Regions from separate parts of the Homo sapiens genome. Here region 1 is linked to region 2. A link is an interaction called in ENCODE POLR2A ChIA-PET data of the cell type or tissue named here. Cell type or tissue: GM12878. All regions are shown on one strand. Region 1 overlaps BNIP1 (BCL2 interacting protein 1). Region 2 overlaps ERGIC1 (endoplasmic reticulum-golgi intermediate compartment 1).

The links. ChIA-PET counts read pairs that join two places held together with the same protein. Peaks named below come from ENCODE experiments on the same cell type or tissue, not always from the same donor. Only the 100,000 strongest peaks of a DNase experiment are listed, where the experiment ranks them.
Region 1: POLR2A ChIA-PET joins it to region 2 with 9 read pairs; 2 of 35 experiments call an interaction of 5 or more read pairs at or near these places.

Annotation. Positions count from the first base shown.
Region 1 is chr5:173,154,613-173,158,612 of GRCh38, reverse strand. The region is part of intron 3 of BNIP1 (BCL2 interacting protein 1); the gene reads right to left. Among named protein-coding and RNA genes, the nearest start is that of BNIP1, 12 kb to the right of the region's middle. In GM12878, no CTCF peak of the experiment used is centred here; no DNase peak of the experiment used is centred here.
Region 2 is chr5:172,908,926-172,912,925 of GRCh38, reverse strand. ERGIC1 (endoplasmic reticulum-golgi intermediate compartment 1) reads right to left here. Exons shown (of 10, transcript NM_001031711.3): 4 at 3,165-3,259. Among named protein-coding and RNA genes, the nearest start is that of MIR10523, 4.2 kb to the left of the region's middle. RefSeq lists an enhancer at 2,700-2,759. In GM12878, a CTCF peak has its summit at 1,883 (motif pointing right); a DNase peak (open chromatin) is centred at 1,785; H3K27ac peaks cover 1,179 bases.

The sequences.
Region 1 (4,000 bases), 250 kb before region 2:
CCTCCTGCCACTTCCGCCTCCTGGTTCCCCAGCAACTGTTCTTGCTCAGGTCCTGATACCCCTTGACCGGACCCTGGAGGTCGCCACGGGGAGGCTCTGTTGCTGTCACTCTGCCCCCGTCAGCCCAAGGGGCTGTGAACATGGCACTCCTCTGTGCACAGCTCCACAATGGCTGGACTTCAGGGAGGCATCCAAACTTCCCAGCTGGTCACACAAGGCCCCTCTTCAGTCCAGTTGCCTCTAAGGCTGTACTGCTATGGCCTGTGTATTAATTGGTACCATCCCCGGAGAACCATGACTTACTCATCTCCAGTATCTTGAACAACCATTTCTGGCCCTTCAGCTGCTGAGTTAATATACTTTGTAGGAAATAAAAAATCGTGGCCAGGCACAGTGGTTCACACCTGTAATCATAGCACTTTAGGAGGCCGAGGTGGGGGGATCACTTGAGCCCAGGAGTTCAAGACCAGCCTGGGCAACATGGAGAAACCCCGTCTCTACTAAAAATACAAAAAATTAGCCAGGCATGGTGGTGGCGCATGCCTGTGGTTCCAGCTACCCAGGAGGCGGAGGAGCGAAGATCACCTGAGCCTGGGAAGTGGAGGTTGCAGTGAGCCGTGATAGTACCACTATACTCCAGCCTGGGTGACAGAGTAAGACCTTCTCTCAAGAAAAAAAAAAAAAAACACACACACACACACAAAAAGCCAATCTTTCAAAATATTTCTTCAAGGTTTGTTGTTCTTTCCATACTACAGACCAATCATGAATGACACAAACATGATGGATTAGCAGAGCCCTGACTGACACGGCGGATCTACAGTCTTCACCTGCGCTAACTTGTGGGTGATAACGGAAAGTTGGTGAACAGCTTCCTGGAGTTAGAAATGTGACAGTTGACCGGGCGTGGTGGCTCACATCTGTAATCCCAACACTTTGAGAGGCCGAGGCGGGTGGGTCACTTGAGGTCAGGAGTTCGAGACCAGCCTGGCCAACATGTTAAAACCCTGTCTCTACTAAAAATACAAAAATTAGCTGGACATGATGGCGAGTGCCTGTAATCCCAGCTACTCGGGAGTCTGAGGCAGGAAAATCACTTGAATCTAGGAGGCAGAGGTTGCAGTGAGCCAAGATCACGCCACTGCACTCCAGCCTGGGCAATGAGAGTAAGACTCCGTCTCAAAAAAAAAAAGAAATGTTGACAGTTGTTGATAGACTATAAAAAAGCTAACTGCGTCTCTCTAAGAATCAAACTCATACTTCAGAACTCTTATGTAGCCAGCTCAAACCAATTGTGCTAATCTCTGGAAATACTCAAAAATCAAAACACAGAGTACATGAACTGACAGGGTGGTTTTCTAATAGCACCTTTATGCTGAAGGTCTTAATGAGCACCTGCTCCGCCATTTCACACCTGCCACTTTAAAGAATCCATTACATTTTGAAACAGTTTGCAAGGGGGTTCTGCAGGACCCTGGGATCCAGAGATGAATGAGGGGCAGTACTTCTCCTCAACCACCTCACATTCATTTGGGAAAAAGACAAGCAAACAGATACTCACTGTATGGTGTGACAAGCATGATGACCCAAGCAAGCACAACTACTGCTTCAACTGCCAAAGTTGGTTTTTTTTGTTTTTTTTGTTTTTTTTTTGAGACAGGGTCGGCTGGGCACGGTGCCTCACGCCTGTAATCCCAGCACTTTGGGAGGCTGAGACCGGCGGATCATGAGGGTCAGGTGATCGAGACCGTCCTGGCTAACACGGAGAAACCCCATCTCTACTAAAAATATAAAAAATGAGCCAGGCGTGGTGGCGGGTGCCTGTAGTCCCAGCTACTCGGAGAGGCTGAGGCAGGAGAATGGCGTGAACCCGGGAGGTGGAGCTTGCAGTGAGCCGAGATTGCGCCACTGCACTCCAGCCTGGGTGACAGAGTGAGACTCTGTCTCAAAAAAAAAAAAAAACAAAAGAAAAGAGGCAGGGTCTCGTTCTGTCTCCTAGGCCAGGTGCAGTCACATGATCACGGCTCACTGCAGCCTTGACCTCCCGAGCCCACTGCCCTCCTGCCTTGGCCTCCCAAGTAGTTGAGACTACAGGCACACATCAGCATGCCCCCAGCTAATTTTTTTTTTTTTTAATAGATGAGGTTTTGCTTTGTTGCCCAGGATGGTCTTAAACTCCTGGGCTCAAGCAGTCCTCCTGCCTCGGCCCCCGAAGTGCTGGGATTATAGGTGTGAGCTACTGCACATAGCCCCAAAGTATAAATTGACAGCTTTCTCTGCTCTGGCCTGTAATGCTACATTGTGGATGGCCATTCCCAGCTTTAAACCCATGCTAAGCTGAGTGTGTCTGGCATAACTTACCATACTTTATACAAGGGCTCCTCTGTACTCAGTGTTTATAATCTGAGTAGGCTTGGTGGCTCAGGAAAGCAAAAGCCATCATAACATAAAGTATTCGTGAAATAGCCAAGCCCTGGATCACTGCCCACCACTCATACAGCCCTCCCTGCTTACACTGGCCTCCCTGTGCCTGTGTTTTTGCCAGTCGGTGTCTTCCTGACAGCTGACTGTTACATACACAGCTGCTTGCAGGGAAGATGATGCTGGCAAATTGCTCAAATCAGAAGCAAAGCCACAAATACAGATCTGGCAGAGGCAGACCAGTGAACAAGAGACAAAGAGAAAACCCATGGGAATGACAACTTAGCAGGGGTTTCAAAAGAGAATGATTTAGCCAGGCACGGTGGAGTGTGCTGTAGTCCCAACTACTTGGGAAGCTGAGGTGAGAGGATCGCTTGAGCCCAGGAGTTCCTGAGGCTGCAGTAAGCTATGACTGTACTCCAGACTGGGCAACAGAGAAGGACCTCATTTCCAAAATTTTTTAATTTTTTAAAAATAAAAATATTTTTTTTTTGTTTTTAAGGTGGAGTCTCACTCTGTCACCCAGGCTGGAGTGCAGCAATCTCGGCTCACTGCAACCTCTGCCTCCCGGGCTCAAGCGATTCTCCTGCCTCAGCCTCCCGAGTAGCTGGGATTACAGGTGTGTGCCACCACACCCGGCTAATTTTTGTATTTTTAGTAGAGAGGGGTTTCACCATGTTGGTCAAGCTGGTCTCGAACTCCTGACCTCATGATCTGCCCACCTCGGCCTCCCAAAGCGCTGGGATTCCAGGCGTGAGCCGCCGCACTGGGCCAAAAATGTATTTTTAAAAAAGAGAGAGAATGATCTGAATACCTCAAATATGTTTGGAAAAACCCTCTTTATGATTGGTACAAAAGTCAAATGTGAAGGGAAAGATACTGTTTCATGTTGTCTGACAATTTCATTGGAAAAGTTAAACCTCTCCCAATTCAATAACAAGAAATGGCATATAACTGTAACTATATAATCAAGGATTAGCACACACCTGCAATTACAACCTCGATTTTGGTTTTAATTTTTGACCTCAATTTTGTTTAATTTACGGTTTTTCTTGCATTTTATTTTATTTTATTTTTAGACAGCATCCCACTCAAAACCTTCTAAATTTTGGTCCACCTTCAGCAGGTTTTCTTTCTGTAGATTTTTTCTGGTACCAATTATCCTTAGATAAAAAATGACCCTGTATTACAAAAGCAATCATATTTTTTGATTAAAAATATACAATACAGTATAATGTTAAATATGCTTTTGTAAACTATGTTCAGCTCCACCTGCTCAGATAGGCCCTATTTATCCCTTCCCCACTCGCCCCCACTTGACTATTGCTGACTGAGAGAGAACATTCCACCAGTGTGTAACTGATGCAATTGGCTGGGCGTGGTTGCTCACACCTGTAATCCCAGCACTTTGGGAAGCCAAGGTGGGTGAATCACATGAGGCCAGTGTTAGAGACCAGCCTGGCCAACACAGCGAAACTCTGTCTCTAGTAAAAATACAAAAATTAGCCAGGCGTGATGGTGGGCGCCTGTAATCCCAGCTACTCAGGAGGCTGAGGCAGAAGAATTGCTTGAACTCGGG
Region 2 (4,000 bases):
ATGGTGGCAGGTGCCTGTAATCCCAGCTACTTGGGAGGCTGAGGCAGGACAATCGCTTGAACCTGGGAGGTGGAGGTTGCAGTGAGCTGAGATCATGCCACTGTACTCCAGCCTGGGCAACAGAGAAAAACTCTATCTCAAAAAAAAAAAGAAAGAAAGAAAGAAAAGAAAAGTAAAATAGCACTTACTACGTGCTAGACTCTCTTCTAAGTGCCTTTTATATAAGAACACACCTTCTTGGCTGGGCGCGGTGGCTCACGCCTGTAATCCCAGAACTTTGGGAGGCTGAGGCGGGTGGATCACAAGGTCAGGAGTTTGAGACCAACCTGGCCAAAGTAGTGAAACCCCATCTCTACTAAGAATACAAAAAATTAGCCGGGCACGGTGGCGGGCACCTGTAATCCCAGCTACTCAGGAGGCTGAGGCAGGAGAATGGCTTGAACCCGGGAGGCGGAGGTTGCAGTGAGCTAAGATCGCGCCATCGCACTCCAGCCTGGGTGACAGTGTGAGACTCTGTCTCAAAACAAAACAAAACACCATTTAAACACCCCTGTGGGGAAGATAATATTATCAGTCCCATTCTACATCTAGGGCAACTGAGGCACAGAGACCTCACCACTAGGAAACAGCAGAGCCTGGAATGAAATCCAGGTGGATTTGCTTCTGAGCCCCCACCCTTCAGCCATTCTGCTAAGATACCTCAAATCCCAGTGGATTTAATATAGCCAAAGGACGCAGGACAGGGCCTGGCCTGGAAGAATGGAATAAATGGCAGCTGTTATTATTTTACTCATATTATGAGTAATATGAGAACAGCTCCAAGACACTAGCTAGAAAAAAAAAAAAAAAGAAACTCCAGAAGGTTCCCATATGGTAGGGTCCCAATTAATTATGTAAAAAGAAAAAACAACAATAACAACAAAAACAACCCCAAACCCAATATATGTTCACAGACACGCACACACATGTAGGGGTAGGGAACGGGGGCCCCACCTGCTAGCAGAGGTGTCCTTTGGGGAAGATGGCATGCTGGGACAAGAAGGGGGACAGGGGAGGGGTACTTTTGCTTTTTAAAAAACATATTATTTTTGTATTTTTGAATGTATGTCTTAAGATTGAAATATAGTCTATTAGTTGTATAATGAAGAATATTATTTTTAAAAGCAGGATATGAGATCATACATGCAGTACGATCTCAGCTATGTTCAGAAACACAGAAAGGAAGGCCAGCTGGACAGAATGATGTCAAAATGTCACCAACACTGCTGTCGGGTGGCAGAGTTATGGGTGATCTCTTTTGCTTCCCTGTGTTTTCCAGAAGTACAATGATGAGCATGCGTTTTTTCCTATAATAAAAATGTGAAGTTCTTTTAAAGAAAAGCCAGAATGCTGGGCTCTAACAGGGGTGAGGGGGTTGGGGGTTCAGGTTATAGCCCCACAGATCCAGCAGGGCATGGCAGGGAATGGGGTGGAGGTTGCCTGGCCCCTCCTGGAACCACATCTCTTCCCTTTCCTACCACACTAGTCCCAGTCCTCTGGTCTGACTAAGAATTTCCTTGTTCCAGAGATACAGTCACTCCTGAATGAGAATCTGCCAGATGAATTATTTTTCTAAGTGAAAGAAAAAAAATAACAAAAAATAAGACCGACCTATTTCAACAGGTTCCCTGGCTTGGGGCCCAGCGAGGATTCAAAATTGTGACGTAAATCTCACCAAAAGCAATGACAGGGCTGAGACTCTTCCTATCTCTGGCCGGAGATGCACCCAGTGTTCTCTCAGCTGTGTCCTTTAACAGGAAGAGGGGGTGGGGAGAGAAGGGCCTGCAGCAGGCTCTGTGCCAGGCTGGGCAGAGGGACGGCTGGAACCCCAGTCCAGGAGAGGGCGCCCAGTCCACTCGCTGACAAGTCTAGGGACCATGGCATTAGATTCTCCCAAGAACCTCAGACAACAGACATTACTAAGCCCATTTTGCAGATGAGGAATCTGAGGCTCGGAGAGGTCACCCTAGCCAAGGTCACAGTTTTAGCCAGCAAAGGAGCCAGGATCTGACTCCAAATCAGACTTCAAATGAGTTTTGTTTTGTAGAAGTAATTCATTCTGGGCCAGGCACGGTGGCTCATGCCTGTAATCTCAGCACTTTGGGAGGCTGAGGTGGGTGGATCACCTGAGGTCAGGAGTTCGAGACCAGCCTGGCCAACATGGTGAAACCCCGTCTCTACTAAAAATACAAAAATTAGCTTGGCATGGTGGTGCGCACCTGTAATCCCAGCTACTCGGGAGGCTGAGGCAGAAGAATCGCTTGAACCCAGGAGGCAGAGGTTGCAGTGAGCCAAGATCGTGCCATTGCACTCCGGCCTGGGTGACAGGAGTGAAACTCCGTCTCAAAAAAAAAAAAAAAAAAAAAGAAGTAATTCATTCTTTTGGTTAAAACAAAATAGGTGTGAAGTCAAAAAGGGAATCTCCCAGCCCTTCACTGTTGCAGATGCTCTTGAGCCCTGTCCTGCACTCTCTCATGGATGGTGGACCGCTCCAGCTTCTCTAGGTGTCAGCTGCCAATGACTCAGAGCTGCGCCCTTCTCCAGATGAATGCTCTTGGCTGACCGGAGGTCTTCTCGCTTGAGATGCTTGGGAGGTGATATGACCCCTGCCACGCACACCACTCTGCAGCCATTACCCAATGACATGGATAATAACAGCCTGGTCCCATTGCTATTGGGTGTGACAAATGCTATGGTGTCATTCACACCCCACAGCATCCTGTGAGATCAGGCTGAGTTTGGACTTCAGCTGAACACACATCTTTGCTTATCCTGTCGTACTGCCCTATCCTGCGTTTCTCCCTTACAGCTTCCTCCCCTCAACAAGTCACTTGCATGAGACTCTCAGGCTCTGCTGCGAAGCTGTAACATGACCCTAAGAGACATCCCACCTCCCTGCACCAAATCAGCTGCTCTCCAGGGTTAACCCCTATGAGTAGTGTCTTGTGTTTATTATGCCAGAAAACCTCCAAGTGCATGCATACGCAATTATATTCTCCTCCAAAAAAGAGTGGGGAGAACCATATGTTGGCTTGGCTTGTCCTGGAGATCTTGCCATTTCTGCACACACACATTTGCCCTAAGGAGGTGTCCTGCTGGAGGGAGGGGCTGCGTGGAGTACTCACACTCGCAGTGCAGATTGGGTAAACTGATGTTCAGACTGACGTCGATCTTGCCACCGCTGTCCTTGTCTGGGTCATCGACATAGAGCTCGTTCACACTAGGGGAAAGACAAGTATAGGAACCTTTGTTGAGATGGCGGCAAAGATCTCAGCTGCGGGGGACAGCCGGGGATCACTTCACTTGGTGACCACAACTTAGATAACCCAGACTCCACCTGGGCAGAGCCTGCACCTCCTGTGCCCTCAGGCACGGGTCTAGGCTGCACTCTTCAAGTGCAGCCTTACCTCTCAGGACGGGAGGGCTGGGCTGGGCGCAGAGGCTCATGCCTGTTATCCCAGCACTTTGGGAGGTCAAGGTGGGTGGGTCACCTGAGGTCAGGAGTTCAAGACTAGCCTGACCAACATGGTGAAACCTCATCTCTACTAAAAATACAAAATTAGCTGGGCGTGGTGGCGCATGCCTGAAATCCCAGCTACTTGGGAGGCTGAAAATCACGAACCCAGGAGGCTGAGGTTGCAGTGAGCCGAGATTGCGCCACTGCACTCCAGCCTGGGCAACAAGAGTGAAACTCCGTCTCAAAAAAAAAAAAAAAAAAGAGGGGAGGGCTGGGGCTCAGGAAAGAGAAGGGGTGGGGTCAGATAGCACGGTGGTAAGAGCATATCTTTCAGACAGATTCAAGTTCAAATTCTGGTTCTGGCACTTCCTATGCTCACCTCTGTGAACACACCTGTTAAGTGGGGATAACACCACCCACTACGAATAAGGTGGTTTGAACACTAAAATGAGAAATAGGGGTCTTATAAGGGATCAGGGCCTGGCGCCAGCAGGCACAGAGGAC